Linked DNA regions of Homo sapiens: all the other regions are linked to region 3. Evidence: chromatin loops called from intact Hi-C (ENCODE). Cell type or tissue: CD4-positive, alpha-beta T cell. All regions are shown on one strand. Region 1 has its middle 25 kb from the start of RNASE10. Region 2 overlaps LOC100507513 (a long non-coding RNA gene). Region 3 holds the start of SNORD126 (small nucleolar RNA, C/D box 126).

Region 1 (8,000 bases), 200 kb after region 3:
TTCAGATAGGCACTGGGTATTCTGAGTTCCTATTTTGTAAAATAAGAATATTAGTATCCTTCTTTTCATTCACTCTCTTTTCGTCTGTGTCCCAGCTTCAGTCAACTGTACTTTACTTTTACATTGCCTTGATTGTTAATATTAATATTTAATTCTGTAACCAAAATTAAGACTTAAGTTCATTGACTGTAAAAGCTGAAAATTGATACAAAATATTTATATTCTTTCTTTCTTTATTTATTTTTGAGACAGGGTTTCACTCTGTCATCCAGGCTGGAGTACAGTAGTGAGATCTCAGCTCACTGCAACCTCTACTTCCCCAGCTCAAGTGATCCTCTCACCTCATCCTCCCAAGTAGCTGGGACTATAGTCATGTGCCACCACTCCAGGCTATTTTTTGTATTTTTCTGTGGAGACATGGTTTCGCCATGTTGCCCACACTGGTCAAACTCCTGCGCTCAAGCGATCCTCCCCGCTCAGCCTCTCAAAGTGCTGGGATTACAGATGTGAGCCACTGTGCCCAACCTATATTATTTTATTTTTAGTTTTTAATTTTTTTGTGTACATATTTAGTCTTATTGTAACAAAGCAACTTGTGCACTTTTAACGTTTAAAACTGAGCATCATCTTTTCTTTCCAGTGAAACGAAAACAAAATTTAAAAATAAACAGGAACAAAATTACAATCGAGAATGTCAATTCCAAATAAGATCCTACAGGTTCTGCTGATTCTCCCATTGAGTGGCAGGGCTCAGGTCATCATTAGGAGAGAATTTATTTTTAAAGTGTCATCTTAAACTGCAAGGATATCTGTCAAACATCACAAACATCCCAAGGAGAAGCCATGTTGTCAAAATGCCCACTTAACCCGGCCAAACATGTCAAAGCCACCCTTTGCTGACCTTCTAAAACCCCATTTTTTAGAACTGTTTTTTTCCTTTTTTTAAACAAAAGACAGTAGACAGATACATGTTGGTAAATGCTAACTGTCTTTATTCACATACAGGCACAGTGTACTCTCTGAGCTCAATATATAGAGAAAGTAGGAAAGAAGCTAGAATTCTCCGCACTGCCACACAGGGCCCTCACACCCTCCAGCTTCCAGCAGAGCAAAGGGAGCAGGTTTTTTTTTTTCCCCACAGAGCTCAGTGGTGTTGATTCCATACAGTTTTTGCTCAGACAGGAAGGGATAAAAATGAATTAAGAATAGAAAGAGGATAGAGGCTCTTTTCCCATTGTATTCTGCTCAAGGTATTTCCCTCCCAAATAAGTTGAAAACCATGGTGTAGAGAAAAGGGACCACGAGAACAGGGTTACTGAGCACAAGAAGCGGGGTGGGGCGGGGGAAAGACTGCAACTTGCTCCCAGGAACTGGAGAAAATTTCTTTAAAAGGAAGGTTGGAATCCATCAGTGTTCTATTAGTCATCTTCTCCTTCATCCTCCTCTCCTTCCTGCCCTTCATCACCATTGTCATCTTCTTCACCTTCACCCTCATCTTCTTCATCAATATTTTCTAATTCTTCCTCCTACTAATCTTCTTCTCCTTCTTCTTCTCCATCATCCATATTGGGAACCAAGTAGTACTATAATGGGTTTGGCCAAATATCACCTTTGATGACCTCTCCTAACTCATCAGCACCTTCATCAGAATGGTGGGTAAATCAGGTAGAGAAGCTCTCTGGTGCCTCATGCTGCCTCTTCCTGCTGGCTTTACTCTGCATCTGACTTTAATGTTTTGTCAAATTTTTTCTAAATTTCCATTTGATTTCAGTGGAATTTGCAGATGGATCACCACTCTCATTCAGATGAAATTCTTTGGAGACAACTTTGTTTTCAAAGTAAGGATTTTCATCAGAATAAAAACCTATTCTATAACCTGATTTAATATTTTCAAATTCTGTCATTTCAACTCTGATCAAATAATGCAGTGCCTCTTCCTCCTCCTCCCCAAGCAGTGCAGACACGTGGAGATGGTTGACAAATGTTGCCCGAAAATTTGGGATCTTGGCAATCAATTCTGACGTCTTCTGAAAAAATGGTTGCAGGAGTTTGTATTATTTCTGTTCTGCTTTCAAAATCTCCTCACTAGCTTGTTCATTAAGTCTATTTCTTTTTGTACTTCATCAATATGTTCAATTGCTTCTTGCTGTTCTTTTTCTCCCTTCTTCGGCAAGCCTACAGAGACTGATGTCTCCTCCAGTCTCAGAGCAGGAGGTAGTCTTGATTTCTTCTTTTGAGGTGGGAGTGGAGACGGGCATTTGGGGGCCATGCTGCTAGGGAAGTCCAAGAACCAGACCACAAGTCTCCTCACTTGTGAGGAAGCAGGCAGAAAACGGCCTATATTATTCGAAATATCCAAACAATGTCTTCCGGAAGTCCAATAACACCATACAGCCTAAAATAGCATTATGTGTTTCCTGGAGTTTATTGCTAACTTTTTTTTTTTTTTTTTTTGAGAAGGAGTCTTGCTCTGCTGCCAGGCTGGAGGGCAGTGGCGCGATCTTGGCTCACTGCAATCTCTGCTTCCCAGGTTCAAGCAATTCTCCTGCTCGGCCCCACAAGTAGCTGGGACTACAGGCGCACGCCACCATGTCCGGCTAATTTTTGTGTTTTTAGTAGAGACGGGGTGTCACCATGTTGGCCAGTTTGGGCTCAATCTCTTGACCTCGTGATTTGCCCACCTCAGCATCCCAAAGTGCTGGGATTACAGGCATGAGCCACCGTGCCTGGCCTATTGTTACCTTTTAATTTTCTTACACTTTGTGCAGGCCTTATATCCTCAAACTCATCCATCTTCTCAGTCAAGTTGTGTTTCCTATTAGCTACTTGCCTTTTTCCTAGAGATTTTTGTCCTTGAGCCTCTGCCTCAATAAATCTGCTCTGCAGCTATAATCCTGTAATCAGTGTTACCCAGATCTCATGTTTCCTTTTCCTTGGTCTACTCTTCTCTGTTTATTCCTGATTTTTTTTGGAGCATATCCCGAAGTACATTCATAAGAAAGTGTGCTTGGGAGGTACATTTTGTGTGTTCTTCCATATCTGAAAATGTATTTATTCTATTCTCTGATTTGATTAATAATTTGCCAGAGTATGGAATTATAGAGTTACAATTCCTCCACAGAATTGTGAAAATGCATTGCTTCAGAGTCATCTATCATCCAGTTCTATTGTTGAGAAGCCTGACGCCATTTTGAATCTTTGAAATTGATGCTTCCCTTTTCCTAGAAAGCTTACAGGATCTTTTTATGCCTCTGTTCTCAATCTTCACAGTGACATGCTTAGGTACGAGTCATTGTATCCTGCACTGGGGATGGGGGTGGGGTTAATTTGGAAACTCAACTTTTCGGGTATGGGAAATTTACTTCAGTAAATTTCCAATTTCTGTTTCCCTCTCTCCTCTCTTCCTGGAACTCTATTAGTCAAATATTGAATCTCTTGGATTGCTCTACTGTATTATCTTTTCTTCTGTTTTTCCTCTTTTGGAAGTCATTTCTTTGACTTTATCTTTTGAACCTAATACTAATTCTTCCACTCCTGCTATTTTATATATTTATTTTCCAAGTGCTTGTTCTTTTTTGCTTTCCTTTTACAAGTTTTTGTTTGTTTGTTTTGAAAACAATAGTTCCCCAAATAACTCGGAATATACTAACTAGAGGTTATTAAGGCTTTATCCTCTGTTCTCTGCTTTGTGATGTTTCTTTCACTTTATGTTTTTAAATTACAGTCTTCACAGAATTATGGAGACTGTCGAGTATGTGTGGAGAATGGACCTTGCAAACAAATAAAACCAATTTTGTAGACTTTGACGAATAAATTTCTCTTTAAAATAAAGATAGCTCAATGTTGTTAAAATTATATACACACATACAATTCTAAGCACATGGTAGGCGCTGAATTTATGGTAGCTCCAGTCTTTTCTCTTTTATGAATCAATTTCTCAAAAATATTTAAAGTGGCCAGTGCAGTGACTCACACCTGTAATCCCAGCACTTTGGGAGGTGAAAACGAGCGGATCACTTGAGCCCAGGAGTTTGAGACCAACCTGGACAACATAGGGAGATTCTGTCTCTACGAGAAAAAAAAAAGAGGAAAGAAAGAAAGAGAAAGAGAGGGAAAGAGAGAGAGAAAGGAAGAAAGGAAGAAGAAAGAAAAGAAAGAAAAGGAGGGAGGGAAAGAGAGAAAGAGAAAGAAAGAAAGGAAGAAAGAAAAAGAAAGAAAGAGAGAGAAAGAAAGAAAAGGAAGGAAGGAAGGAAGGGGGAAGAAAGAAATGAGTCGGTGTGGTAGTTCATGCCTGTGGTACCAGCTACTTGGGAGGCTGACGCGGGAGGATCACTTGAGCTCAGGAAGTTGAGGCTGCAGTGAACTATGATTGTGCCACTGCACTCCAGCCTGGATGGCAGAGCGAGACCTTGTCTTAAATGATGATCATGATAAAACCCCCAGTATCTACAACGTGCGTGAGATGTGCCACCAGATGGCGCCATGATTGGAACTGTAACATGGAAGAACTCCAACTCCCTTCTTTAATATTTCTGCAGATTTCTGGTGAGGCTTTTATCCTTATGATCCGCTCTGCTTTTTGGATACTTTTTTTGCATGTGAGGTCCCATGTTGACCCCATTCCTGAAACCCAGCTCCTTTCTTAACTCTTATTTATACCTGTCCCCTTCTGCTACACACACCCCAACTCAGGTAAAGTCTTCAGGAGTAGATTTGGAAGTTAAAGAGTAAATGAGGGTTTATGTTTTTGTGTTGAGAAAACTTTTTATTTTACCCAGATTACATCTCTTTTCTTAAAATGTAATTGGCCACACCATCTTCAGTTCACTGGCCCTTCATCTTGTACAGTTCTCAACCTTACACTTTCTTGCTGGCTTGTGATTTTTTTATATCCACACACACAGTCCCTCTGTTTCGTCCCCTCTTCCTTAGAACAAAACAAATTATTTTCCTTGATTTCTGCTATATTTAAGGCACATATTTATTATGTAACTTCCTGTGACATGTATGGCCTTAACATCTTACCTGCTAGGTGAGCAGCATATGATGTTATTTTCCCAAAAAGAGTTACTTTACTTCCTAAGAAAAGCTGTTGTCAGTTATTTAGGATAGTAATATTTTTACCTCATCATTCAGGTTTCTACAAATCTGAGGGAAAAAAGGAAAATATCTGAAATCAAGAAAAGAGAACTAACTTAAGTGTGTGGGGATATAGGGAGGGCAAGAGAGGTGATGACTGAGCTTGGACTAAGAAGAAGAAGCTATAATGTGTGAAAAAGAAAAAATAAGTAAGAGAAATATGTAAGTATGGTCAATTTCTGGATTACTTTTATTTTATTATTTCTCAAAATGCCTCTAAAATTTGTTAGTGAGAATTCTGAAGTGATTAAGTGGTACCAATTTCTATGGTTTGGATTTTGGATCATGGACTGAAAAGAGTGTGCTGTGGAATTAGACATATATATTTCGTTCCAACTCTGCCATTATTATGGTGTAACCTTTAGTAAGTTACTTCACTCCTCTGACAGTAGTTTATTATAAAATGGGAGTAATAATGTCTTTAAAAATTAGATGATATAGTGAAAGAAAACTATCTGTCTTAGTCTATTCTGGCTGCTATAACAAAATAGACTGTGTAATTTATAAACAACAGAAATTCATTGTTCACATTTCTGGAGGCTGGGAAGTTCAATATCAAGGTGCCGGCAGATTTGGTGTCTGTTGAACGCTCACTCTCTGCTTCAAAGATGGTGCCATCTATCTGTATCCTCACATGGGGAAGGGGCAAACAGTTTCCTTCAAGATTCTTTTATAAGGGCACTGATGCATTCATGAGGGAAAGCCCTCATGAACTACTTATCTCCTAAAGGCCCCACCTCTTAATACTATTACATTGGGTATTAGGTTCCGACATATAAATTTTGGGGCAACACCAACATTCAGACCTCAGCACTACTAAACAATGGCTATAAAGTATTCAATAGATGATAATTATTCCTAGAATGAGATTCTTTGACTCCTTTTTAGCCCTAAGATCTTTGAATTCTTGATGAGGAAGAGATATAAAATAAAAAGAAGTAGAAAGCCTGCTGACTGACTTCTCAGTTTTCATTCTCTGCTTATTGATCTAAACCAATCATGACAATCCCTCACAATAGTCAGTAATTGGTTTAGGGATAAGAATTCATGAGCCAATTTGGGGCAATGAAATGTAGAAAACACTTAAAAAGAACTTTTGCACAAAAAGTTCCCTTCTAACTAAGGGATAGGGTGATCAAAAGATTATTTTTATATAGCTAGACGCAAAGACTCATGCTGTCTTGGTTACAGCTAACAGCCATTTCATGACTATTAAGGTAATTCACTTATTACTTATATTAATCTTCCACTTTGGATGGATTTCTGAGGATTTTCTACATAAATAATTATGTCATCTGTAAAATAATTATTTTCTAAATTATATGTTTTTTTAATGCTATAATGTACTGGCTAGATCTATAATACAATGTTGAATAGAGGTGATGAAAGTGAATGTCTTTACCTTGATTTCAATCTTAAAAGAGCATTAGTTGTAGGTTTTTTGTAGATGTCCTTTATCAGATTGAGATGTCCTTTATCAGATGTCATTCCCAGCTTGATAATCGTTTGTAGAATAAACGGGTGTTCATTTTGACAAATGGGTTCTTTTTTCAATTTTCAAAAATTGTGGTCATATACACATAACATTTACCATCTTAACAATTTTTTTTTTTGAGATTGTATTTCGCTCTTGTTGCCCAGGCTGGAGTGCAACAGCACGATCTCGGCTCACTGCAATCTCCACCTCCCTGGTTCAAGCAATTTTCCTGCCTCAGCCTCCCACGTAGCTGGGATTACAGGAGCCCTCCACCACAACTGGCTAATTTTTTTTTTTGTATTTTTAGTAGAGATGGGGTTTCACCATGTTGGCCAGGCTGGTCTCAAACTCCTGACCTCAGGTGAGCCACCTGCCTTGGCCTCTCAAAGTGCTGGAATTACAGGTGTAAGCCACCATGCCCAGCCAGTATTAGATACATTTATCATGTGTAACTATCACCACCATCTATCTCCATAACTCTTGTCATCTTATAAAACTAAAACTCCATACCCATTAAATAATAACTCCCCATTTCCCCCTTTCCCCAGCCCCTGGCAATCACTATTCTACTTTCTTTAACAAAGGTCTTTTTCTGTATCGTTTGAAATGGTCATATGGTTTTTCACTTTTATTCTGTTAATAAAGTGGACTATATTGATTGGTTTTTATATGTTAAACCTACCTTGCATTCTTGAACAAATTCTCTTTTTTCTTTTAAAAGGCAGGGTCTCACTCTATTGCCTAGGCTGGAGTGCAGTGGCATGATCATAGCTGACTGTAACCTCGAACTCCTGGGCTCAAGTGATCCTCCTACCTCAGCCTCCCAAGTAGCTAGGACTATAGGTGTGCACCACTAGGCCTGGCTAATTTTTTTTTTTTTAAATTTGTTGTAGAGATGGAGCCTTGCTATGTGGCCTATAGGCTGATCTCAAACTCCCAAGCTCAAGTGATCCACCCACATAGGCTTCCCAAAGTTTTGGAATTATAGGCATGAGCCACCTGTCTGGCCCCTTGGGTGAACTATATTTGGTTATGCTGTATTATTCCAATAATATATTGCTAGATTTTATTTGTCAATATTTTATTAAGGAGTTTTGCATCTGTGTTCATGAGGGCTACTTGCATATAATTTTCTTTTTTAAAAATGTGTTTGTCAGGTTTTGGTATCGGGATATCCTCCTGGCTTTGTAAAATGAGTTGGGAAGTATTCCCATTTCTATTTTATGAAAGATTTTGTGTTGAGTTGGTTTTATTTATCTCTTAAATGTTTGAAAAAATTCACCAGTAGTGCTATCCGGATCTAATTTTTCTTGTTGGTAAGTTTTAAATTATGAATTTATGTAGTAGATACACACCTATTCAGATTTTCTGTTTCTGCCTGTGT
Region 2 (8,000 bases), 540 kb after region 3:
AAAAGAAAAAAATGCATCTCACTTGAATTCCAGGGAATCAACCTAAAGTATACTGAGATTCCTAAACTGAACCTTAAAACACAAGACACAGAATCAAAAGTCAAAGAACAAAAGGAACATTCTTCAGCAGGAGATAGGGAGCTGGTTTTAGAAACAGGTGGAGATCACCGAGTCTCAGCATAAGCAAAAGCAACACAGAAACCTAGGCTTTTGAAAAATGTCTAAAATACAGCAAAAGAGAAGGCATTCGAATGTTTTTGTGTAGTAATAGCAGGCTACTAATACAGGAATACAGACTATATTAATCCATGACATTTCAGTGAAACAATAAAAACAACTCTTTGGACATCCAGAAACAAAGGATGTTTTATCTAGTTAACTTTTTTTTTTTTTGAGACAGGGTCTGGCTCTGTCTCCCAGGCTGGAGTGCAGCAGCCCAACCTCGGCTCACTGTGACCTCCACCTCCTAGGCTCAAGCGATCCTCCCACCTCACCCTCCTGAGTAGTCGGGACTACAGGCGTGTGCCACTACGCCCGGCTAATTTTTGTATTTTTTGTAGAGATGGGGTTTCACCATGTTGCCCAGACTGGTCCCAAATTCCTGGACTTAAGTGATCCACTCACCTCACCCTCTCAAAGTGCTGGGATTACAGGCATGAACCACTGCCCCTGGCCCCCTTTTTATTCATATGTGAAGACAATAGAAAGACATTCTTCCATCACTAATATTTACTTAATTAACATTTCTGAGTGCCTTTGATATGACAAGCACTATGCTAAGTGCCATATAGGGAGAGGTGAACAAAACAGACAGGTGCTTGTATCCTAGAAAACTTTGCCTCTGCACACCTTGCTTGTGATAATAATTATAGGGCATATGCCAAACACTGAGCTATAAATCTATGAAGGAAGGATGTTGCTTACTTATCACAAGTGATAACCAGTGATACCAGTATCTATGAGCCATAGAAAAAAAGATTGCCTATTTCCCTGACTAGCTCAGAGGGATACAGCTTAATTCAGAAGATAAAACCTTTTCTTTTTTTTTTCTTTGAGATGGAGTCTTGCTCTGTCGCCAGGCTGGAGTGCAGTGGCGCAGTCTCGGCTCACTGCAACCTCCACTTCCCGGGTTCAAGCAATTCTCCTGTCTCAGCCTCCCGAGTAGCTGGGACAACAGGTGCACGCCACCACGCCCAGCTAATTTTTATATTTTTAGTAGAGACAGGATTTCACCATGTTGGCCAGGTTGGTCTTGATCTCTTGACCTCGTGATCCGCCTGCCTCAGCCTCCCAAAGTGTTGGGATTACAGGCGTGAGCCACTGCACCAAGCCAAGAAAACTCTTTCTTTATGGCAGCATTAGGCACCCCCAATAAGAGCCCACTCACATCATCATGATAGACAGAAACACTGCAGGGGGAAAAATGATCTTGCCTTTGGGCACCAGGACATTGGGACCTCCCAAGTAGTCTGCATCAGTGGATCATAAGGACCAACCATTTATCAAATCTGGGAAAGACAAAAGGCAAGCATAAGATTAAAAAGTAATGCAGGTCTTCGCCAGATGGCTCTGCTGCTTAATAAGTAAAATCACAATCACAGAAGGTGATAACCAAGGATAATTAGGTAAACGACCACACTCCATTTAATCACAGTTCAGAAGATCTTCCCTAATTTCTGCTGAAGTCTCTTCAATAATTTCACCTACCTCTGGAAGAAACTAGAGGACTAATGGGAAGAGTCCATTGGTGTTTATGTGGGAAAAGGAAGGTGCAAGCCATTTCAGCTCAAGGAAAGAAAGGAAGGGAGGGAGGGAGGAAGAAAGAGAAAGAGAAATGAGGAAAGGAAGGAACGGAAAAGAGAGAAAAGAAGAAAGGAGGGTAGAAGAAAGAAAGGAGGGAGGGAGGAAAGAAGAGAAACTGACTTTCCAAAGACACAGCTGAAGCAGCAGCTAAGAGGTAACATTATGAAAGTATGGGGTATCATTCTTCAGGATGCAGTGTATTTATTAAATCAGAGGCCTGTAAAGGGTACTGTGTTCCCAATAGGAAGAATACACGGATCCAGGAACCGAGAAGTAGAAGCAGGAGTAGCTCCACTTACCATCTCTCTGATTGACCCACTCAGATATGTTGTGCTTTCATTTCTGTAACTCTAGGCTCTGCAGGGTCAAAGGTCCAGGTCCCCAAAGAAGATGCACCCTTGCCAACTTACACAGAAAGGTCTCATTGAACTGCAAGCTACAGCTTTTCCCAGGACACTTTGGATTTCTCGTGTCTAGGGACCAGCAGACGTGAAGAGGAGTTGCCATACTGTCAAGGCTAAGTAACCTTGATTAGCAGGAGGGAGGTAGGGCTGCTTTTACCCAATAGAGGCAGAAAAGAATTTATGTAGAACCCAAGTAATCTACTTGGGTGCTTTCTGTTACTCCCATGCTCCATTTTAACTGTGAATGTAAGTGTGTAGCCACCTCAGCCTGAGAAAAATATGATTACCAAGGGCTTAACCCTCAGAACTGGTGAGAGGGTAAATAAGAATAAGCAACTAAGACCTAAGGGTAAAGGGAGATTAGAATACATAGTAAAGGAAGGAGTGGATGGGTGCTAGTTACAGCCCCAAGATCTGCGGCATTGACAGTGACTACAGTTTGTTTGTCCACAGTAAACTTCCTCTTAAGTTTCCCTTCAGGAACAGAGACTGGTAGGAAGCCTGGAGGAGTTGTCTCTTGAACCTGTCTGGGGAAGCAGATCTGTGTGGCTCAAGAGGTGGACCTGGCCAGGCACGGTGGCTCACACCTGTAATCCCAGCACTTTGGGAGGCTGAGGAGGGCAGATCACCTGAGGTAAGGAATTCAAGACCAGCCTGGCCAACATGGTGAAACCCTGTCTCTACTAAAAATACAAAAATTAGCTGGGTGTGGTGGCGCATGCCTGTAATCCCAGCTACTCAGGAGGCTGAGGAAGGAGAGTTGCTTGAACCCAGGAACCGAAGGTTGCAGTGAACCGAGATTGTGCCACTGCACTCCAGCCTGGGTGACTGAGTGAGACTCAATCTCAAAAAAAAAGACGGACCCATTCTAAAAAAGTTTCTACATGAGTTTATAAGTACTCGCTTCTGCATGTCTGAAAAAATCTCTGTCTAATAAGAGAGACACACCTCAAAAGTTTTATCAATAAAAAAGGTACAAAAAAGTCAGAATAAAAATAGGACATAAAATCAATGCTATAAATATTAAACAGATTATGAATAACTTTGTGCTAATATATTTGGGAACTTTAGACGAAATGGATAAATTCCTACGTGGGAAAAAACAATCTACCAAAGCTTTCTCAAGAAGAAATGGAAAAGTTAGCATCTCTTTAACCATTAAGGAAATTGAAACAGAAGTTTAAAATAGTTTGAGGCTAAGCCTGGTGGTGTGTACCTGTAGACCCAGCTACTCTGGAGGCTGAGGCAGCAGGATTATTCGAGATCAGGAGTTCAAGCCCAGGAGTTTGAGGCACCTGAGACCGAGTGTTCAAGGATCAGTTGAGACCAGTAATTCGAGGTATGCTCTGTGATTGCACCTGTGAATAGCCACTGCACACTAGCCTGGGCAACATAGGAAGACCCATCTCCAAAAAAAAAAAAAAAGGAAAAGAAAAAAGAAAAAGCAGTCTCAAAGAAAATAAGAAAATATCAGGACCAAACAGCCTTACATGTGAGTTCTACCAAGTATTAAAATAACATATAATTCCAGTTACAAAATAAAGAAGGACTACTCCCCAATTCATTTCTGGAAGCTAACATATAACCTAGATACCAAAATTAAACAAGGCAATACAAAAAATTACAGACCAATCTCATTCGTGAACATAAATGCAAAAAAAATTTAACAAAATATTAGCAAATTAAATTTAGTCATATATAAAAAAGATTATATCACATAACCAAAATGGGTTTATCCCAGGAATACAAGGTTGGTTTAGTATTCTAAAATCAACTAATCTAATTCACCCCATTAACTGATTAAAGAAATATGCTGTATAATCCCATCATTCAACGAAATTCCCAATCCATTCAAGAGACATAAACAGGAGCAGAAGGGAAGAAACTTTTCTAATCTAAAAATGGGCATCTACAAAAGATCCACAGCAACAACCAGACCTACCAAAATGGCCCCTTAAAGATTTCTTGAAGGCACTTTTATAGCGAGCATTAGGCTAAGTGCTGAATGTCAAGAACAAAGGCAAAACAGCTATACCTCCTGGCATCGGGGGAAGGAATGAAAGTAATAGTATCCAGTTTTGTCACTGGATTATTCCAAAAGGGTAAAATCCTCACGCAACTCTGTTCCACAGGCACCGGGCTAGTCAGTTAATGGACGGCTGCCCTAGAGTCAAGTGCCCTCCTTTGCTTCAAAACCTTGTCACCATTCTGCTGGAGTCACAGGGTAGAGAATATGAACACCTTTGGATGCTTCCTCTCGTGGATAAAATAACCTCCTTCAGAAGGGGATCGGTGATGTAATGGATTCCATGAAAGAAATAAACTCTTCTCCAGCGCAGCTGAACTGTAAAGCTCATAACACAAGTAGGTCCTCAGTGCATATTCACTTCCTTTCCTTCTTACCTGAGGTGCTGCAGTGTGAATCTGAAGGTGGCAGGTTCAACGTTAAAGTGCTGCAGTGTATGAAAGTTATGGTAGACTCAGAAATCTGTTCTTCAACAGTTAGACTGTATTTATGCTGGCTGGATTTTGTTTATTCACCTATTATCGTCTACCCGTGTCAGCAACCAAGAAACCTGCAGCCTGTCTCAAAGGAAACCAAGAAAGAAGTTTTGGACTCTTGTGCAGGAAGCTTGTGGCGCGGCGCCCCCTGCCGACCAATACGACGGCCACGGGAACTGGGAGACCACGAAGGCTCTGGGCCTGCGGAGTTGCCCAAGCTCCTCCGGCTTCTCCGGAAACGGCTTTTTCCGGTGACACCCCTGGAGCCACAGTGATTTGTTTCCCTAAAGGAAGCGGTTTCCCGCCAGGGTATCGTCCCTAATACCCTCCGAAGGAGCCCATTGAGGAGAAAGGCATAGAATGTCCCGCAGAAGGCAGAAGGACCCTATGATCCAGGAAACCTAGGGCCAGCCATCAGGAGGTTTTATGAGAGCAGCTGGTGGGAAGATCAGCCCCAGGAGAAGGGGATTGTCTAGCAGCTTGGTTGGAGCAAGTCTTTTCCCGAGTATTATTTCCGTAATTCAGGCTCCCTCCCACCAACCCTCCACTGCAGCCTTATCCTCCACCAAAAGCCCTGACACTGTGGCAGGGGTAGGGCACATGGGGTTGGTGGGGAACAGGCTGTAAGAAAGACGCAGGAGCCTGCGTGCAAAGGACGAAGCATTTACAAAGAAGACCTTGACAGTGCTGCACAGATTTGAAGGCGTAGGGTGCAAGTCATTCAGGTGCCGTTGTCAGGAGGAACCTAGCCATCCAGGTGAACAGATGCCCCCTTCTTGCAGCCCACTCGCATGGGCCTGGTGGACTCCTTCTTATTTTTGGTAGTGGCAGTGAAGAGGTCGGGTCCCTGTGCTGGCAAAGCAGTCAGTGACATTGACATCATGAGTACTGTTGTGGCAGCTGCACATGGAGGGGCTGTTGGTACAGGGCAGTGGTGGAGTTCTGCAGAAATCTGCTATGGTGGTCAGATTCTATGAATGAATGTGTGGATCTGCTCGCATTTACCCCTATAGATCAGCCAACGGCACCTCATCATCACATCACAGTATCGGTGGTGTCCTCTAGGGACCCACGACCTGGGGTTGTCTAAATGTCGTGTTGAGAAGGGCAGGGCTGGAATGAAGACAGTTACGTCCAAAAGGAGGAAAAGGAGGAGGGTCCACATCAGATTCATGTTTCCTGTGAAAGCATTTCAAAGAAGAGCAGAGTCAAAAGAACAAGCCACGGTCCCTTGTCCTGTTCCTAAGAAGTCTTGGCCCTATACTTAATGTTCCCAGTTCTCCCCTCCTGCCTTTTCTACACTTATTCTTTGTGTACTCTTGGCAACAAGTGTTCTCACATCCTTTTTCCACCTCCTTGTCAATAACGGAGATGACTACCGCCCTCTCAACCCTTTATGGGATTGTCCTATGTACAAGGTTATTTCCAAACCCCAAAGTGATTCTTGCTCCTTACCTAAGCAGACCAGTTAAACTAAAAACTTTCATCTCTGAGGTGTTTGCATCTATCAGTCCATCTGCTGCTCACCCATAGCCTGTGAGGTGAGGCAGGTATCATTGCCAACCCCTTTTTAGAGTGACCTAACTCAGAAGAGAATTGACAGATCCATATGACCTGCATCTTAGAAAATATTTTCACTTCCTTAAATACAAATGTCTGTTTAAACGCTGTTTTTAAAAATGTGAGCATTTCAATTCTAAGGGAGTAGAGTTTATGTTTCCCCCACATATTTCTCTGCCTCAAAATAAAGATTCCCAACTCTTCCATGTATAGAGCCCATCTTCCAGAAATGTTCTAATTCTTGGTGATCAGGGATTCTGGGTGACTGTGTGTGAGCCTTCTGTCTCTAGGTCTAATATCTGACTCTTTTTTTACATACCTGGTAGTTCCAAGAAAGGGTTTTCTGCAGAGCAGATGACATCCACAGAGATGGATATATCCCTCTCAGAGGTTGATACTCCTAGTAGAAATGGAATCCCCGTTGCCTCTCTCCTTCCTCTAATCTTGTAGAAATTTCATTGTGGATATTTTCTTCCCAGAGGTTAGGGTGCAGGCCGTATGGAAAACTCTCAGGCCTGTCAATGATCTTAAACAGATTGCCAGGTATTACTAATTTTATGCTTACTATTTCACACCTAAAATGTTCACCAGCATCACACAGAGTGCCTATGACATCACTGCAAATATGCAGAAACTTGGGGTTTAGTGTCTATCATAAGCTTGCTACTGGAGCTTGGCAAATCACCTTATCCTTCTACTCCTCATCACTAAAGTGAAGATTATAGACAAAAGATCTCTTTCAGCTCTCACATTCTGTATTTTTTTTATACATTACTGTGTGGGTTCATGTGTGATTTTGTATATGTGCATATTGGTATACACATGTTCAAGTAAGGAGAAATAATTAGTTTGCAAATTGAGTTTCCATTTGAGAATTGTTAATCTAATTAAGTGCAATTTTTCCAATTTTAAAACTCTATGATGGCTGGGCACGGTGGCTCACGCCTGTAATCCCAGCACTTTGGGAGGCCGAGGTGGGTGGATTGCCTGAGGTCAGGAGTTTGAGACCAGCCTGGCCAACATGGTGAAATCCTGTCTCTACCAAAAATACAAAAATTAACTGGGCATGATGGCAGGCACCAGTAATCCCAGCTACTCAGGAGGCTGAGACGGGAGAATCACTTGAACCCGGGATACAGAGGTTACAGTGGTCCGAGATTGCATCATTGAACTCCAGCCTAGGTGACAAGAGCAAGACTTCATCTCAAAAACAAACAAAAAAAAATTATGGGTATGTAGTAGGTGTATATATTTAAGGGGTACATGAGATATTTTGGTACAGGCATCCAATGCCTAATAATCACATCAGGGTAAATGGGGTATCCATCCCTTCAAGCATTTTTTCTTTATGCTACAAACAAGCCAATTTAAATCTTTTAGTTATTTTAAAATGTACAATAAAATTATTATTGATGATAGTCACCCTATATTTGTGCTATCAAAACTAGATCTTATACATTCTTTTTTCTTTTTGAGACCGAGTCTTGTTCTGTCGCCCAGACTGGAGTGTAGTGGCATGATCTTGGCTCAGTACAACTTCTGCCTCCTGGGTTCAAGTGAGTCTCCTGCCTCAGCCTCCCAAGTAGCTGGGATTACAGGCATATGCCACCATGCCCAGCTAATTTTTGTATTTTTAGTAGGAACGGTGTTTAGCCATGTTGGCCAGGCTGGTCTTCAACCCCTGACCTCAGGTGATCTGCCGCCTCAACTTCCCAAAGTGCTAGGATTACA
Region 3 (8,000 bases):
CTCCTGACCTTAGGTGATCTGCCCACCTCGCCTCCCAAAGTGCTGGGTTTACAGGCATGAGCCACCACGTCAGGCCAAAACAAAGAATTTTCGTCAATCTATTATGCAGATGTCAAAAATTGCCAGGTAGTACAGAATCTAAGAGAAATATACGCATGGATTCTGATGACAAATAGTTAACATCAAACTGAGCATTTACCGTATGCTTTACCCACACCCTTACTAATTTAATCTTCAAAATAACCACCCTGAGTCAAATACTATTGCCATCCTCTAAAATATAAAACTAAGACATAGATATTAGGAAACTTGCCAATGCTGCATAACTGGTGAAGTGATAGAGCATGCGTTTGAACTCAGTCTGACTCCAGAACCCATATATATACTATACAATGCTACTTCTCAACATCTTTAATTGACTCTTTTTTTTGGAGACGGAATCTCCCTATCACCCAGGCTGGAGTATAGTTGCGCTCTCTCTGCTTACTAAAACTTCCACCTCCTGGGTTCAAGCCTCAGCCTCCTGAGTAGCTGGGACTACAGGCGCACACCACCAGGCCCAGATAATTTTTTGTATTTTTTTAGTAGAGATGGGGTTTTGCCATGTTGGCCAGTCTGGTCTCAAACTCCTGAGCTCAGACAATCCACCCACCTCGGCCTCCCAAAGTGCTAGGATTACAGGTGTGAGCCACCACGCCTGGCCTCAACTGACTTTTAAAAAGTGAAATTTAGCCGGGCGCGGTGGCTCACGCCTGTAATCCCAGCACTTTGGGAGGCCGAGGCGGGCGGATCACGAGGTCAGGAGATCGAGACCATCCCGGCTAAAACGGTGAAACCCCGTCTCTACTAAAAATACAAAAAATTAGCCGGGCGTAGTGGCGGGCAACTGTAGTCCCAGCTACTTGGGAGGCTGAGGCAGGAGAATGGCGTGAACCCGGGAGGCGGAGCTTGCAGTGAGCCGAGATCCCGCCACTGCACTCCAGCCTGGGCGACAGAGCAAGACTCCGTCTCAAAAAAAAAAAAAAAGTGAAATTTATAGCACCTTAGCAGCTGGCCATGAAGTCACAAACCTGAATTTTCAAAGACTCATATATATGGCAAAGCTTCTCAATCTCAACGTAAGCCTTACCATAAAAGAAAAACGCAGTACTCATCTACAGTATATCCAGGATTTACAGCACCAAAGAGGTCCAGACTGGAACAGCGAAACTCAGATCTGGTTTCAGTCTCTTGAAATTTTACTCCTGCAAAAGACAACAAAAGCTAAAAAATTATTTCAAGTCCTGATGTTACTTTGAGTTGTTTGTATTTCCTGTATTTCACCCTTCTTTCTACCTAATTCTCTGCTGAAAATGCAGGCACGGGTAAAGAATATAAGCTTGTCCTAAGTTACCTAAAATAACTTTTAAAATATTACAATACATGAATACAATAAAATTAGAAAATAGGTTTATAATAATAAAAGATTACTTGTAGAACCCAATTCTAGAGAAAATAACCCCCTAGTATTTTAGTATATATGTCCTTTCAGTTTTCTTAAGCAAACATATGCATATAAAAATATTTAAGCAGAAACATATTGCTCTATATAATCTGTTTTTCATGTGTCATGAATACCGTTCTATTTCAATAAACATAAAACTGTATCATAACTTTTAAGTGATTCTATAGTGTTGTACCGTATAGTCTTCACAAAATTGATTTAACCAACTCTGTGTTTCCTTTAATCTACATGTATAGATTGATAAAATAATGATTAGTTTAAAACTGCCAGGCTAAATTGCCTATAGAATTATACCAGTTGCCAGTGCTTTTTCTGTAGTGTTTGAACTTTTAGATTAATGATTCCTGACCCTAGTTCTAACTCACAAAAGTGATTTTTTGGGGATATAGAGATATCACAAAAGATCAAAGCACAACAAAACATTAGTCTCAAATTCATAATTTATTAAGATTTAAGAATTACCTGGGATTACAGACTAAATCCCAGTATGAATTCCAACAAGCAGAATTCAATTGCAGGTGTTTGCCCCTAGCTTTAGTCTGCTCAGAGCATGTGTTTAATCAGGCTGATCAGCTGAAACACGGACTTAACATGCATTTCATCATGGCAAACTGTAAATGACTGAGGAAGGGCAAACCAGCACTGGCTCCTCATCCCTAAACAGGAAAATTCTCCTAAGGTTAGAACTGGGGATTTTTTTTAATTACCAAATTCCATCCACTAATAACACCGAGTCCCAAGTCTTGCTAAGTGATTAGAAATCCAAATGAGGTAAAAACGAAGATTTTGCTCTTACTCTTACCTCTGGCATCACATGAATCCAGCTTCTATCTAGAAATCCAGTTGAACCACAGGATCTATCAATTATCTAGGATCATTTCTGGAAAATTTAAAAAACATAAATAAATTCACAAAGGTTATGATTACATGACAACTCACACCAGCATGTTCTATACCAAGTCACAAGAAAATTTAGAGTAACCGTTCATCCTTTATTTAACTCTCCATTCATTAATATAAATTATTGACTCATCTATTTGGAGAATGTCACCAAATGCCCAAGCTCAATATCAAATAGGGCAGGATCAGGAGTTCAAGGTTACAGTGAGCTGTGATCGTGCCACTGTACTCCAGCCTAGGCAACAGAGTAAGACCCCGTCTCGAACAAAACAAAAAAAATTTAACAACAACAACAAAAAAAAACCGAGCAGGACCCCTACACAAGCTTAATTTTGTATAAATTTACAAGCTTGGATAAAACTGCACAATAGTCTAACCAACTTCTGAAAGGCTATAAAGGTCAACAACCTCACAGTAAGAAAACAGTTATGCAAGAGGAAGGAGTCAAGAACTTTTAAGATTCAGATAACTGAGAAAATAATCCAAAATAGTCAGTTTTTTCAAAGCATGTTTCAATTTCATTTGAGCCAATGCCGGATTGTATTTAACCTTTACTCTTCGTAATCCTTTGTCAAAATAATCTGAAGAAAATCTTCCCTTTATATAGGAAAATTGAATTAGTAACATTTGTAACCCAAGTCTGCCACAAGATGGCAGTGTAAGAAAGAGTCTTGCTTTAATTTCCTCTTCCAGCATTTGCGTGTCATCTGAACTTTCAGGTCAAATACATACTAGATACGCAGTTCATCTTTGCAGGCAACCTTCACACTATTCCCTACTCTTCACCTAATTACTAGCTAGAAAATTTTTTGTATTTACTTGTAATGATCATCTAAAACTTGTTAGCTAAAAATACTGCAGTTATACTTTCATCATTATGTTCTTTTTCATGCAGCAGTGTGGAGATTTAAAAATCCATAACCTCAGATACAATCTAGCCAGAAAGACAAGACTCACAGAAATTAACATACCACCAAATAAGTAGTAGAAAGCAAGTAAGGTTAAGAAAAGAAGTAGGATTGGTCAAGGAAGGCTTCATGAAGCAAAAAGAGTGGGTCACAAGTGGACCTTAAAGTTGCATGTCCAATAAGTAACCACTTAATTAGAGTTAAAAATTAAATTTCTCCCATTACCCTAGTCACATTTTCATTACTCAATAGCTAAATTGGCAGTACAAACATAGAGCATTTCCATCATAACAGAAGGCTCCATTGGACATCAGTGCCTTTAAGAATGGGTCTAAAATAAGCTGACAGAAAAGAAAGCAGTGGCTATCATTCTTTAGAAATCCTATCTGTCAAGCTGTATAGAATTTGTATCATTTAAATTTTACAACCCCCTATTTACAGGAAAATTGAGGCTCAGAAAAATTACATAAATTTCCTAAGGTCACCTAACTAGTAAGAGCTAGGATTTAAATTCAATTCCATCAAAACTCCATACTCTTCAATTCACCATGGTACTTCCTACAGGAAATACACAGAGCTAAAGGTTTGCTTTAAAATGTAATGCAGTGACATGCTAGCTCAGTAGGTTGGAAAGAAACTGAAGCATTTTAAATATCTCAGACAGATATGATCAAAATGTTATTTTACTCCTTCCTTGCCCTATACTTAGCTTTAACTATGTAAAATGTTTTCAGATCAGCAGGATGCAAGGTTAACTAAGAGAATGTAGACAAGAAGCAAGACATGGTGTGAAAGGTTTCTCCAGTTTTAACAATGTCTACCTTAAAACTCCTTGATCTCTCCAAACCTAAAATAAATTTTTTTAAAAAGGAAATTAAAAAAAAAACTACTTGATCTAAGTATTCTTACAGGATAATAATTATAGGTTGAAAGGAACAACTTCTCTATTAATCTCAACTCACAAACAAAACCCAGATTGCAAGAGGCCTGGTCTTTTTGTTTTGACACATAGCACAAAGCCTGGCACATAAATCCTGATGTTAAATATGTGATACCTTTCCCAATGTGTGATGCTTCCCTGCAGGATTCTAGTCATGCATGCTTCAACAAGTGTCATTCCACCATACAAAGGACATTTCGTATTTACTAAGTATTGTGCAAATGCTCCATAAACAATCAATGATCCCAGCATTTTGTTGACTGTGGGCAGTAATCACTTCAAAGTACTAGTGTTCATAGCCAAAAGGTACATTTTATATGTGTGAACAGATGCTTCATGAAGGCCTAATACAAACTACAAATTGATACTAAATCAGCAGATACTCGTGTTAAGATTTCATCACCATTCCTTTTGACTCTATTCCAATTTACTCAGTGCCACCTAGCATTATAGGATACAATGGTAACTCGAATCTCTAAGCTAGGCTTTTTAGATAGGAAAGACACACATACGTGTAATGAAGAGAACTTAAGGCAGCTTATCTTGATCAAAATTCAAGTACCAGGCTTTAGGTACCATCAGCCTTTAACCCTTTCTGTTGAGAATATCCAAATCCAAGCCCATATGATTTTCAGGGGGTCTACAGATGGGCCAGTTCTGGACTGGCACACAGGGTGCTGGACTTCCCTCCTCAGTGGATTTCATCTTCAACCTGAAACAAAATGAACACACAAAATTTTGTTCATAGGAAGTAAATACTAGACTAATAGCTTGGTATAGTTTTCCTTTAGAGATAGTTATATAAGGTACTGCTATCAGAACAGACTCCAAGTTTTATTTCCCACTCACTATCAGTTTCCTTCCTTTTTAAGGCAGAATAGTATTCCACTGTACATATGTATAATATTTGCTTTATCCATTCATCCGTTGATGGACCCTTAGGTCAATTCCGTATCTTGGCTTTTGTGAATAATGATGCAATGAACATGGGAGTATAGGTATCTCTGACATACTAGTTTTATTTCCTTTGAATATACCCAGAAATGGGATTTCTGGATTATATGGTAGTTCTATTTTTAATTTTTTGAGAAATTTCCATACTGTTTTCCATCATAGCTGCACTAATTAATATTCCCTAAAATAATAGATTTTGAAATCATACTAAACTAGATTTTAATCCTGGCTCTCTCATGTATTTGCTGTGCCCATGGGTAAGTTATGCAACTTCTCTAAACTTCAGCTGTCCCCTCTGTAAAATGAGGACAAATACTACATACCTCTTAAAACTTCCGTGAAGACTGAGGTAATAAATACATTTTGCACTGTAGCTGGCATGGAGTTAAATGTTTAATATGTTATTTCTATGTCTTGCCCAAGCTCAACCAGCTAGTGAGTAGAAAGGCAAATATTCTGCCTAAAAATTTCACACTTTTCCACAGCCATAAAAAAAAAAAAAACAAAAAACATGTCCTTTGCAGCAACTGGAGCTGCTGGATGCTGCTGGGGGCCATTATCCTAAACGAATTTATGCAAAAACAGAAAACCAAGTATTGCATGTTCTCACTTATAAGTGGGAGCTAAATCTTGCGTTGGGAGCTAAATCTTGCGTAGGGAGCTAAATACTGGGTTCACAGGAACAAAAAGTTGGGAACAATAGACACTAGGTACTCCAAAAGGAGGAAAAGAGAGAGAGGGGCAAGAGCTGAAAAACTTCCTATTGGGTACAATGTTTACTACCTAGATGGCAGGATCAATAGAAGCCCAAACCTCAGCATCATGCAATATACCCTGAAACAAACCTGCACATGTACCCCGTGAATCTACAATAAAAACAAATTTAACAACAAAAAGTCACACTTCTCACAATAACCCAGAAGCCAGAAAGGTCACTCATATAGTACTCATAAGGGCCCTTCCAACTCCAAGATATTGTGTCCTTTTTTTTTTTCACTCTTGTTGCCCAGACTGGAGTGCAATGGCGCGATCTCGGCTCACCACAACCTCCACCTCCCGGGTTCAAGCGATTCTCCTGCCTCAGCCTCCCGAGTAGCTGGGATTACAGGCATGCACCAACACGCCCGGCTAATTTTGTATTTTTAGTAGAGACGGGGTTTCTCCATGTTGATCAGGTTGGTCTCGAACTCCCGACCTCAGGTGATCCACCCTCCTCGGCCTCCCAAAGTGTTGGGGTTACAGGCGTGAGCCACCGCGCCCGGCCATATTGTCCTTCAAGCAAAAAAGACACAGGTTTGCTTCCCCCTTCCCCTCATTTCCTACTTAACAATGAAGACTCCAATGTATTATGAAGTCTTATTAACAAAAGCATGCTTCCATTGGAAAGAATGTAATGTTTTCCCAACTCACAAAACTTCCACCTAAAAAACCGGAACTAAGCCTCTTAAGACTAAAACAGCTTTGGAGAAATTCCCAAAGGCTTCCTTTTTTATTTTGCATGTTTACATCCTAAAATACATTTCAGCTTTTCCTAACTTAATACTAAAATATGCCCTCAACACCATGAGTTCAGGGGCATATCCAGCACACATTTTCTAAGTAAACACTGAAAGCATGCCCTTTCTGCCCCTGTGAATACAAAGATGACTTGGTTGTTCTGGGCCACTGCTGTCACTCCTTCCCAGCATTAAACACATGCTCATAACAAGATAAACCATCCCCACTCAAACCAAAGTGGGCAAAGATATATTCACATAAAAGCCATCAAGATGATTTTCCTTTCGGTAGAAAATCCTTTATTGCTCAATCAAGTTTAGAGTATTGATTGGTTTCTAATCACCACCGTGTACAAAATAAATATAAATAGGAAGCACTGCAAAATATCTAGAGTCCTTTTAAACAAGAATATACCAAAACCCAATTGAAATGCCTTTATGCCAACTGACTGATTTACAAGGTTATTCATTTGAGGGGGAAATATCAAGATCATAAACTATCTGAATACCTACTGATAAAAGCTAAATAAATTATAGTAGGTACATAAATTAGAATACTGAGTTACCATTATACCCTGAAAACCTACTGAAAAAATATATTTTTTAAAAAAAATAATTTTTAAAGAATACTATGTTACCATTATGAAGAATGTGAACACTCTACTCATGGAACTTAAGTGGAAAAAGTAAGACACATAGTAGAGTAGGTATAGTAAAAGGGAAGGATACCTACACATATTTGCTTATATGCATAAAATATCTTAGTAACACTGTTATGAGGGAGAGGAATTGGATGGCTTAGGGAAGGGGATAAGAAACTTTGATATCTTTTGAATTTTGAACCATGTGAATGTATTACCTATTCAAAAATATATATATATATGATGTGTATACATATATATATATATATATATATTTTTTTTTTTTTTTTTTTTTTTTTGAGACAGAGTTTCGCTCTTGTTGCCCAGGCTGGAGTGCAATGGCGCGATCTCGGCTCACCGCAACCTCCACCTCCCGGGTTCAAGCGATTCTCCTGCCTCAGCCTCCCGAGTAGCTGGGATTACAGGCATGCGCCGCCATGCCCCAAAAAATAAATTTTAACAATGCTTGAGAATTATAAAAATTATGGGAGGCCTACAAATACCTATTACTACATTCGATTAACTGGTTTATTATTTGTCTTTCTCACACTTTCTGCCTATAAGAATATCCAACACAAACATCACATTAAAATTAACATGTACCAAAAGAAAGGAATTCAGTGAAATGACATTGAAGGTCACTAAGCAAACTTTTTA

What was found. A loop is a pair of places that touch in the nucleus more often than their neighbours do. Peaks named below come from ENCODE experiments on the same cell type or tissue, not always from the same donor. Only the 100,000 strongest peaks of a DNase experiment are listed, where the experiment ranks them.
Region 1: it touches region 3 in a loop (2.6-fold over the local background); 6 of 110 quality-filtered maps call a loop at or near these places.
Region 2: a loop joins it to region 3, with 2.9 times the contacts of the local background. A loop is called at or near these places in 2 of 110 quality-filtered maps.

Annotation. Positions count from the first base shown.
Region 1 is chr14:20,526,692-20,534,691 of GRCh38, forward strand. It overlaps the pseudogene SETP1. Among named protein-coding and RNA genes, the nearest start is that of RNASE10, 25 kb to the left of the region's middle. RefSeq lists a silencer at 443-653 and an enhancer at 4,145-4,644. In CD4-positive, alpha-beta T cell, CTCF peaks have their summits at 4,467 (motif pointing right) and 4,672; a DNase peak (open chromatin) is centred at 4,460.
Region 2 is chr14:20,868,949-20,876,948 of GRCh38, forward strand. It overlaps LOC100507513 (a long non-coding RNA gene), which reads right to left. Exons shown (of 4, transcript XR_110261.4): 2 at 6,589-6,795; 3 at 4,611-5,888; 4 at 1,287-1,508. Among named protein-coding and RNA genes, the nearest start is that of RNASE3, 18 kb to the right of the region's middle. RefSeq lists enhancers at 4,844-4,943, 5,054-5,103. In CD4-positive, alpha-beta T cell, CTCF peaks have their summits at 4,871 (motif pointing left) and 5,072; a DNase peak (open chromatin) is centred at 4,873.
Region 3 is chr14:20,324,410-20,332,409 of GRCh38, forward strand. CCNB1IP1 (cyclin B1 interacting protein 1) reads right to left here. Exons shown (of 7, transcript NM_021178.5): 2 at 4,765-4,964; 3 at 2,307-2,384; 4 at 1,130-1,244. SNORD126 (small nucleolar RNA, C/D box 126) reads right to left here and starts at 2,130; the gene lies at 2,032-2,130. In CD4-positive, alpha-beta T cell, CTCF peaks have their summits at 3,057 (motif pointing right) and 3,261; a DNase peak (open chromatin) is centred at 3,072; H3K4me3 peaks cover 148 bases; H3K27ac peaks cover 449 bases.